2 separate regions of the Mus musculus genome follow, and region 2 is linked to region 1. Evidence: chromatin contacts called from ENCODE Hi-C or POLR2A ChIA-PET data. All regions are on one chromosome and are shown on one strand. The core of a region is the stretch at or near the end of the contact, and the rest is flanking DNA. Distances in the headings are between cores, read along the strand shown.

Region 1 (4,130 bases), core at 1,169-3,668:
CTTCCAGAGGTTCTGAGTTCAATTCCCAGCAACCACATGGTAGCTTACAACCATTTGTGACGAGATCTGGTGCCTACTTCTGGTCTGCAGGCATACATACAAGCAGACTGTATACATAGTGAATAACTCTTTTTAAAAAGTGATGAAATGTTTTAAAATTATTTTTGGTTATGAATGAACAACTCTTCAAATATACTGAAAAGCATCGAATCAAATAACTCAAATTTGAATATTATAAACTATATGTATTGTATCACAATATTGTTTTAAAAATGAAAATATATGCTATCTTAACATCATGAAAAAACCTTTAACTCCTGTACAGAAAGACCGATCTACAGAAAACAAGAAAGGTAGCAGGATCTTTGGGAGGTAAGACTCAGGTTTCACTTTGCACGGTAAGTTTCTGATTTAATTGCAAAGAAGGAAATTTCTTTTCTTTTCTTTTTTCTTTTTTTTTCTTTCTCTTTTTTCTTTCTTTTTTTGTTTTTTGTTTTTTGGAAACAGGGTTTCTCTGTGTAGCCCTGGCTTTCTGGAACTCAGTCTGAAAGCCAGGCTGGCCTCGAACTCAGAGATCCATCTGCCTGTACCTTGCAAGTGCTGGGATTAAAGGCCTGAGCCACAACTACTCAGCTTTTTTTTTTTAATATTTATTTACTTATTATATGTAAGTACACTGTAGCTGTCTTCAGACATTCCAAAAGAGAGCAACAGATTTCGTTACAGATGGTTGTGAGCTGCCATGTGGTTGCTGGGATTTGAACTCAGGACCTTTGGAAGAGCAGTCGGCACTCTTAACCACTGAGCCATCTCACCAGCCCAACTTTCTTTATTTTTTCTTTTCTTTTATTTATTTTTTATTTTTTTAAATTTATTTATTTATTTATTTTTGTTTTTCGAGACAGGGTTTCTCTGTTCCTGGAACCCACTTTGTAGATCAGGCTGGCCTCGAACTCAGAAATCGGCCTGCCTCTGCCTCTAGAGTGCTGGGATTAAAGGCGTGCGCCACCACGCCTGGCAGTTTTTTGTTTCTTTGTTTCTTTGTTTTTTGAGACAGGGTTTCTCTATATAGTCGTGATTGTGCTGGAACTAATCAATTTCCTTAGAGTGGAAACAGTTATCTACAGATACAGTTTTCTTGGGTTTACAGTCACTTTCTTTTGTTTGGTTCTGAAAGCTTTGTCAGTTTGGAGGGCATAACAAACAACTTGCAAATCTGATCCTTATCATAATAACAATTTGTTTAGTTCCTGATTCACAGTGAGGCCAGGCATTTTTGGACTGACTAAGCAGGCCTGCTCTGGGTTCTCCAGTACGTGTGTGGGAAGCGGGTGTTGAATGATGGATCTAGCTTCACTGGCAGGCTGGCAATTGGCAAACTCCTCGCTGGGGTTCCTGGTTGCTTAGGCTCCTGCAGGCTTGCTCAGGCCTCCTCTCACAGTCTGCAGCAAGATGGGGCTCAACACCAGAGCATTGTTTCTTTTCTCATAGTATTTAAAAAAAAAAAGGCCTTTTTTTTTTTTTTTTTTTTTGGTTTTTGGTTTTTGGTCTTTTTGAGACAGGGTTTCTCTGTTTAGCCCTGGCTTTCCGGAACTCACTCTGTAGACCAGGCTGGCCTCGAGCTCAGAAATCCCCCGCCTCTGCCTTCCAAGTGCTGGAATTAAAGGCGTGCGCCACCACTGCCCGGCGTCTTCATTTTTTTATGCCCGTTTGGATTGTTCCCTTACATAGACATAAGGGCACATGCATTTTTCACAGCGCTGAGCAAAGCAGATGTCTCTATCTACTGTACTCATGGTGGGAGTAGCCGCTGGAGGGAGGCATGGGTAGCGTACCTAACTTCACCATGAGCGGGGATCCTGGTGGGATTGTGGAGGGTAGTGTGAGAATCCTTTAGTCTAGGGGATCCCCTAGGCCTAGTAGAGGGAAGACGAGAAAAGGTTCAGGAAAACAGGTCTTGCTCTGTCAAGGCTTTTGGGGAATAAATAAAGGCAGACTCATTTTCCTCTGACTCTGAAAAACTCGGTCTGGGAGTGGTCCGAAGACCTCGTGATTGAAGACTAGCATTGCCTCACTTCCATTCCTCACCACGCCTCTTCCCCCTGCACAGCAGACCCCCTCCCACCGCTTTTGACCAGTTTTAGCCTTGCCTTTCCACCTAACAGCTCCACCTACAGTCGGCCCTTGCCTCCATCTTCCTCCTCGCCCGGTCCCACATCCGCTCCACCGCAAACTACCAGCCCCGCCCACAGATCGCCTGACCCTCAGCGCGGCCCTCGCCCCAACCACTTTGTCTCTCTTCCCCCTTACACGTCAGCCCCGCCCTAGCTACACTCTCCCTATTTCCATCTACTCTGTTGTCCCGCCCCATATCAGCCCCGCCCATTAAATACTAGCCCCGCCCACAGCCGCGTTTTCAGGGCTTCCTTCCGTTCGATGCTTCAGATCGCCCTTCAAGCCCCTTGGCCCCACCCTTCCATGCAGCTCCGGTCCTCGACCGGCCTTCCGGACAGCGCGAGGGGGCGGAGCCGGGGGCGGGGCCGGCCTCACCCGGAATGAAAACAAACGGCGGCCTTTGCCGCATCCGGGCACTCGGCAGGTCGCAGCTGGCTCGGCAGTGGCGCAGGTGAGACGGCTGCGGCAGCGACCGGGCCTTGGGCCTGGGCCTGGTAGCGCGGCCGGGGCGGCCGTGGGCTCGGTGGGCAGGAGCGGCCAGGCGGACGCGGCGAGGCGGGCTGGGGCGGAAGCGGGAGGGGGTCGCGGCGGGGCGGAGGGGAAGGGATGGACACCAGCCAGCAGCTTGAGTTTGGATGAGCTGACTGCCGGGGCTGACAGCGGAACGCGGGGTGTGAGAACGCAAGCTTTCTGGACCCACACTTGTCCTCGCCTCCTTCCCTTGCTTTTAAATAGGAGGCCCTAATGGCATGTCATTTCCCCGAGAGGGAACGTGTTGAATGTGCGTAAGGTTGTATGCAATCTCGATTGATCTACAAGTGAAAGTGGTATTTTCAACATTGATGCCTAAGGTTTCACTTTCGGTTCAGAGCGCTGATCTTGATGATTTACGTGTTTTCTGCGTTGGAACGCCCAGCAACACACATGAAACAGTTCTCCAATTAAAATTGAAAACTGGGCTGTTAGATTTTCTTCCTTTTGACCTAACACATGTCATTCTGGTACCTGTAACTGGATTTTCATAGGTTTGAATACAGTGGTTTAATTTAATTAATTAATTTTTTTGAGATGGTGACTCACTATGTAGCTCTGGTTGTCCTGGAATTCGCTAAAGGCGAGCAAAACTATAATCAAGCCGGTGGTTTAATTTTGTTCAACATTAAATCTTTATGTTAATCTGGGCATGGCATACCTTTAGCCCCAGCATTTAGGAGGCAGAGATGATCAGGTGATCTCTGTGAGTTCAAGTCCAGCCTGGTCTACATAGTAAGTTCCAGGACAGAGCTGAGTAGTGAGACTCTGTCATGGTTTTAAAAAAAACAAAACAAAAACAAAAAAACTTAGTCGGGCGTGGTGGCGCACGCCTTTAATCCCAGCACTTGGAAGGCAGAGGCGGGGGATTTCCGAGTTCGAGGCCAGCCTGGTCTACAAAGTGAGTTCCAGGACAGCCAGGGCTATACAGAGAAACCCTGTCTCAAAAAACCTAAATAAATAAATAAATAAATATTACGTGATGCAGACCTAGCAACAGTGTGGAGCACAGATGAAGGGTTGTGATAGCCTTGGCTTCTTTTATCAGACAGTGGACTGGGTACAGTCTGAAAGGCTGTTTTCAACCTTCTGAATAGCTGGGTACTAGTAAATTATCCCTGCCACCTCCTTAGGAGATGGCAGTAATCTTTTTCTCAGTTTCTAAACTGGGCGTGCTGGCACACGCCTTTAATCCCAGCACTCCGGAGGCAGAGGCAGATGGATTTCCGAGTTCAAGGCCAGCCTGGTCTACAGAATGAGTTCCAGGACAGCCAGGGCTACACAGAGAAACCCTGTCTCGAAAAATTAAAAAAAAAATTTTTTTTCTATAGATTTGAGTCCTGTGTCTGGAGGTTTAATAGACTTGTATTTGTAAGGCTCCTAAGTGCCTTGTGGTGAGCTTGTGAGTAAAAACACACAGCATG
Region 2 (4,130 bases), core at 735-3,234, 840 kb after region 1:
GGCTGGCCTTGAACTCCTGATTTTACTCCAGCCTCCCCAGCACTGGGATCTCAGGCAAGACCACCACACTCAACAGCTGTTTTGTTTTTGAGCTGGTTTCAAATAGCTCATACTGACCTTGAACTCCCCATGAGGCTGGCCTTGAATTCTTCCTGCCCCCAAATCCCAAATGCGGAGAGTACCAGAATTACCACAGTGGGGATTAAGACAACCCCCAGAAGACAGGGTTTCAATGCACAGCCCTGACAGGCCTGGGATCTGTAACCCTTCCTCTGCTCACCAGCAAAGGCTAGGCCAGTTTCAAATTTCAACTAAATTTCTCTTGGAGACTACATTGCACTGTGCAGTTTTATCAGTTTATTTCTTCTCTCTCCCCTCCCCCTCCCCCCCACCCCTTGGTTTCTCAGTGTAGCCCTGGCTGTCCTGGAACTCACTCTTGTAGACCAGGCTGGCCTCAAACTAAGAAATGCGCCTGCCTCTGCCTCTCATGAGCTGAGATTAAAGGCATGAGCCACCACTGCCCAGCTTATTTCTATTCTCTAAAACGATTTAAAAAAGCTAGCTCAATTATAGAAAGTACACATGTAAATTTTAAATGTCAATATTGCATAAACAATGGAAATTTGACTGCTACTCAGGAAAGGCAGCCTATTATTTTTGGAGTAACAAATTTGGTCACTTTAGGAACTAAGTCCTGGGACTGCAAAGATGACTCAGGTTCACAGCTCTGGCTCTTCCAGAGGACTTTAGTTCAATTCCGAGCACCCACAAGGTAGCTTGCGACTGTAACTCCGACTGGAATCTAACATCCTTACACAGACATACAGGCAGGCAAAACACCAATGCACATAAAATGAAAATTAATTAAAAAAATTCAATCCCAGGGTGGAGAGATGAAACCTTCTGCAGAGGAGCCCCCAAGTTAGGTGGCCCACAACCAGCGGCTCCAGGAACCCAGCGGCCGCCCTCTCTGGCTTCTGCAGTCAAACCCCGTACCAAGGAACTAGCGAGTTCCAAACCAGTCAGAGATACAAAGGGAGAGGTGAGATCCTGTTTGAAGAAACCTCCAAACCTAAGACACACCCAAAGAAAAGCACTACCCCCACCACCATCAACAACAAAATGTTTGAATGATCTGGGCCGTCCAGTTCCTTTCTGGAACCAAAACCAGCTAATATTGATATTGACGTTTATCACTTAACCCCTCTCCCTGATTTCGAAATGAAGTCTGTTCCACTCAGCCGAATTTAAGGAGAGGTGTGAGGGAATGAAGGCGGTGTGCGTGGGGGCTGGGGAAGAAGGAGTTGAAAGGGGCGGGGTGCGGCGGGGTACAGAGGCAAATGTAGATCGCTGCTACATTGAGTTTGGGACCGGGACCAGGTATCGAGGCCCGGGCTCCCAGACCCAAAGAAAGCAGGAAGAAACGCAGCAAAGAGGGAGGGAAGCCGACAGAAACCGGAATGCCCACGGGAACAAACTCAACAGTGACCAGCTGGAATCCACCGCGGACCATAGGAGGCAAGGCGCCTGGCGCGAGGGGCCAATAGGAGGACGAGCCGAAAGAGGGGCGCTGCAAGGCCAACCCGAGGACCAGCAAGACTGGGGGCGGGGCCTCTGGGACGAAGCCAATGACTGGGAGAGCGGCCTGGGACGCGTGGCCAATGGCAGGGCGAGCTGGGTTGGGGCGTGGCCCCTGGTTTGAAGCCAATGGCAGGGAGTACAGCTTGGGCGAGGCCAGTGGGAGCTCGAGGGTGGGGGAGGAGCCAGACCCGGAAGACAGTGGGGGCGGGGAGCCGCGATGACAACCTGTCAAGTCCACTTCGGGACGAACTAGGTCACGCGCTTCTTGTAGCTCCGGCGCCCCCGCCCCGCGAGGCCCTGCGGGTGGCCCCGGGGCCGGGCCGCACCGCTTCCTCTTCCTGCCCGCGGGGGTGGGGGCGGGGCGGACACCTGCCGTTCGCCGGCCCGCTCCAGCCTTCGGGCTGCCGAAGGTCTCCTAGCCTTCGGGCCAGTGCCCGCCGATCCTCCGGGAGCCAGGTCCGCGATCTCCGGCGCCCGCCGTGGGCTCGGGAAAGCGCACAGCGCACTACTTGTCGCGGAGGGATCCGGCCCCTGAGTTACCTGTTCTCCACTCGGAGCTGACCTCGGTCCAAGGGCCCGCAAGTCCGCCTCACCGAGAAGTAATACAGGTTCGGATCCGCGCCGCCGACCTCACAATGGCGCGGGCGTCCAGCCACTGTCACGCAGCATCCCGTGCGATTATTCGCCCAGAGCCTCACTGCTTAGGGGACCACGGCGGGGCCCTTCTCCCTCTCGCTCATTCAGAAGATGAGAACGTCCCCGCACGACACAACGACGCTGTTTTAACAATACCCAACTAACTCTGCTCTTCCAAACTGCACACACTTAAAGGTGACATGGCCACAGACGCTGGGTTGCAATACTACGCTGGAATTCTGCACTAATTATTTAAAAGCTTTCTTACAGTACTACAGCGAAACGACCGGTTACAAACCTTTCATTTTCGTTCGAACACCGTACTCTAACCAATGGATATTTTGTGAATACTTCTATTCAGTATCTCTAGATTTTTAAAAAAAAAAACCCAAATGTAAAGAAAGACATTACCAAATGAGTGGTTCATCAGTGAAATAATTTGTTTTGCCTTTACATTTTAGCCTTTTTGGAAGGCACATTATTTGCAGTATACACAGATATAAATTTTGTACATTTAAAATAGCCTGTATAGCCTTTTTGTCGTTCTTTCTTGAAGCCCCTCCCACTCTGAAGATTCTTTCGCTTCTATTAATTTTAAGTCTGGTTAAAAAAATAGTGCTTGAGGCCATCCTGGTCTACAGAGTGAGTTCCAGGACAGCCATGGTTAAAAGAGAAACCCTGTCTCAAAAAAACCAAAACAAACAAAAAAAAAATAGTGCTTAAATTAAACATAAAAACAATTAGCATTTACATTTGAATAATGCTTCTTCATGTTTATTACCATGTACATTACTAGGAACTGGAAGTCCAATCTTGTAAAAAATTAAAATTCAAGACAGGCCTTTATAGTGAGGTTATTGTCTTTTCATTATAACTCATTTTTTACAGCCAGCTAATTTTCCAGAGGGAATTACTGTTCCTATCTTTAGTCAATTTGGTTAAGAATTCTTTGCCTTTAAATATATAAAAATGTTTGTGTATGATTTTATTTTTCTGTGAGAGCATTAAGGTTAGAGGACAACTTGTGGGCATGCTATTCTTTTACCTAGGAATGGAACGCATTTCCACCCTGTGACAGGGTCTCATGTATCCTTAGATAGCCTGGAACTCACCTGTATAGATCACATTGACTGAAATTTCAGAGATTCCTCTGCCCCTCTATTCCTGGGATTAAAGGTGTACAACACTGCCACCAGCATTAAAAATTGTCTTTATACGTCTCTGGTTTTTTTTTTTTTTTTTTTTTTTTTTTTGGTTTTTCGAGACAGGGTTTCTCTGTATAGCCCTAGCTGTCCTGGAACTCACTTTGTAGACCAGGCTGGCCTCGAACTCAGAAATCCACCTGCCTCTGCCTCCCAAGTGCTGGGATTAAAGGCGTGCGCCACCACGCCCAGCACGTCTCTGTTTTTACATTACCTATATGTAACTGTCCACTGAGGCCAGAAGAAAGTCGTGGATCCCTGGAGCTTGGGTTAATTCCAAAAGGTTGTACGCCAGCTTTTGGTACTGGGAAGTGATCTTGGGTCCTTGGAAGAAGCAGCAAGCACTCTTAACCCAGGAGACAGCCTCCTGGCCACACCTCCCTTTTGTTTTTAATTTCCAAGATTTTGAAGTCTTTTCCCATTGAAGGCTGTTTAATTCTTCCATCTCCTTGGGAATAGAACCCAGAACTTGCCCATGCGCAGTGCGCTGGTCATTCTTTACTGTCAGTTAATATTAAGCAGACTATACAACTACAAAGGTTTTCTTCCTTCAACAAAAAAAAAATACACCTTGATATTAGCAATAAGCAAAGTCAACAGTGTCAAAAACATGAGTATGAACTCCTGTCATGGACTTATCCCATTGGTATTACAACTTATGACTTATCCCATAGGTATTACAATAGGAAGTCATGTTAAACTTCTGACAAC

The links. Hi-C counts contacts between places; a loop is a spot of excess contacts on that map. ChIA-PET counts read pairs that join two places held with the same protein, here RNA polymerase II (POLR2A).
Region 2: a map of regulatory T cell shows a loop between it and region 1 (4-fold over the local background). The contact joins the promoter of 1700096K18Rik here to the promoter of Nub1 in region 1. A Hi-C loop is called at or near these places in 1 of 37 maps with a recorded cell type or tissue (regulatory T cell). POLR2A ChIA-PET finds 5 or more read pairs at or near these places in 1 of 5 experiments (embryonic stem cell).

What each region holds. Positions count from the first base shown.
Region 1 is chr5:24,683,397-24,687,526 of GRCm38, forward strand. It overlaps Nub1 (negative regulator of ubiquitin-like proteins 1), which reads left to right and starts at 2,419. Exons shown (of 15, transcript NM_016736.3): 1 at 2,419-2,626.
Region 2 is chr5:25,528,034-25,532,163 of GRCm38, forward strand. 1700096K18Rik (RIKEN cDNA 1700096K18 gene) reads left to right here and starts at 1,985. Exons shown (of 1, transcript NR_027388.1): 1 at 1,985-3,433.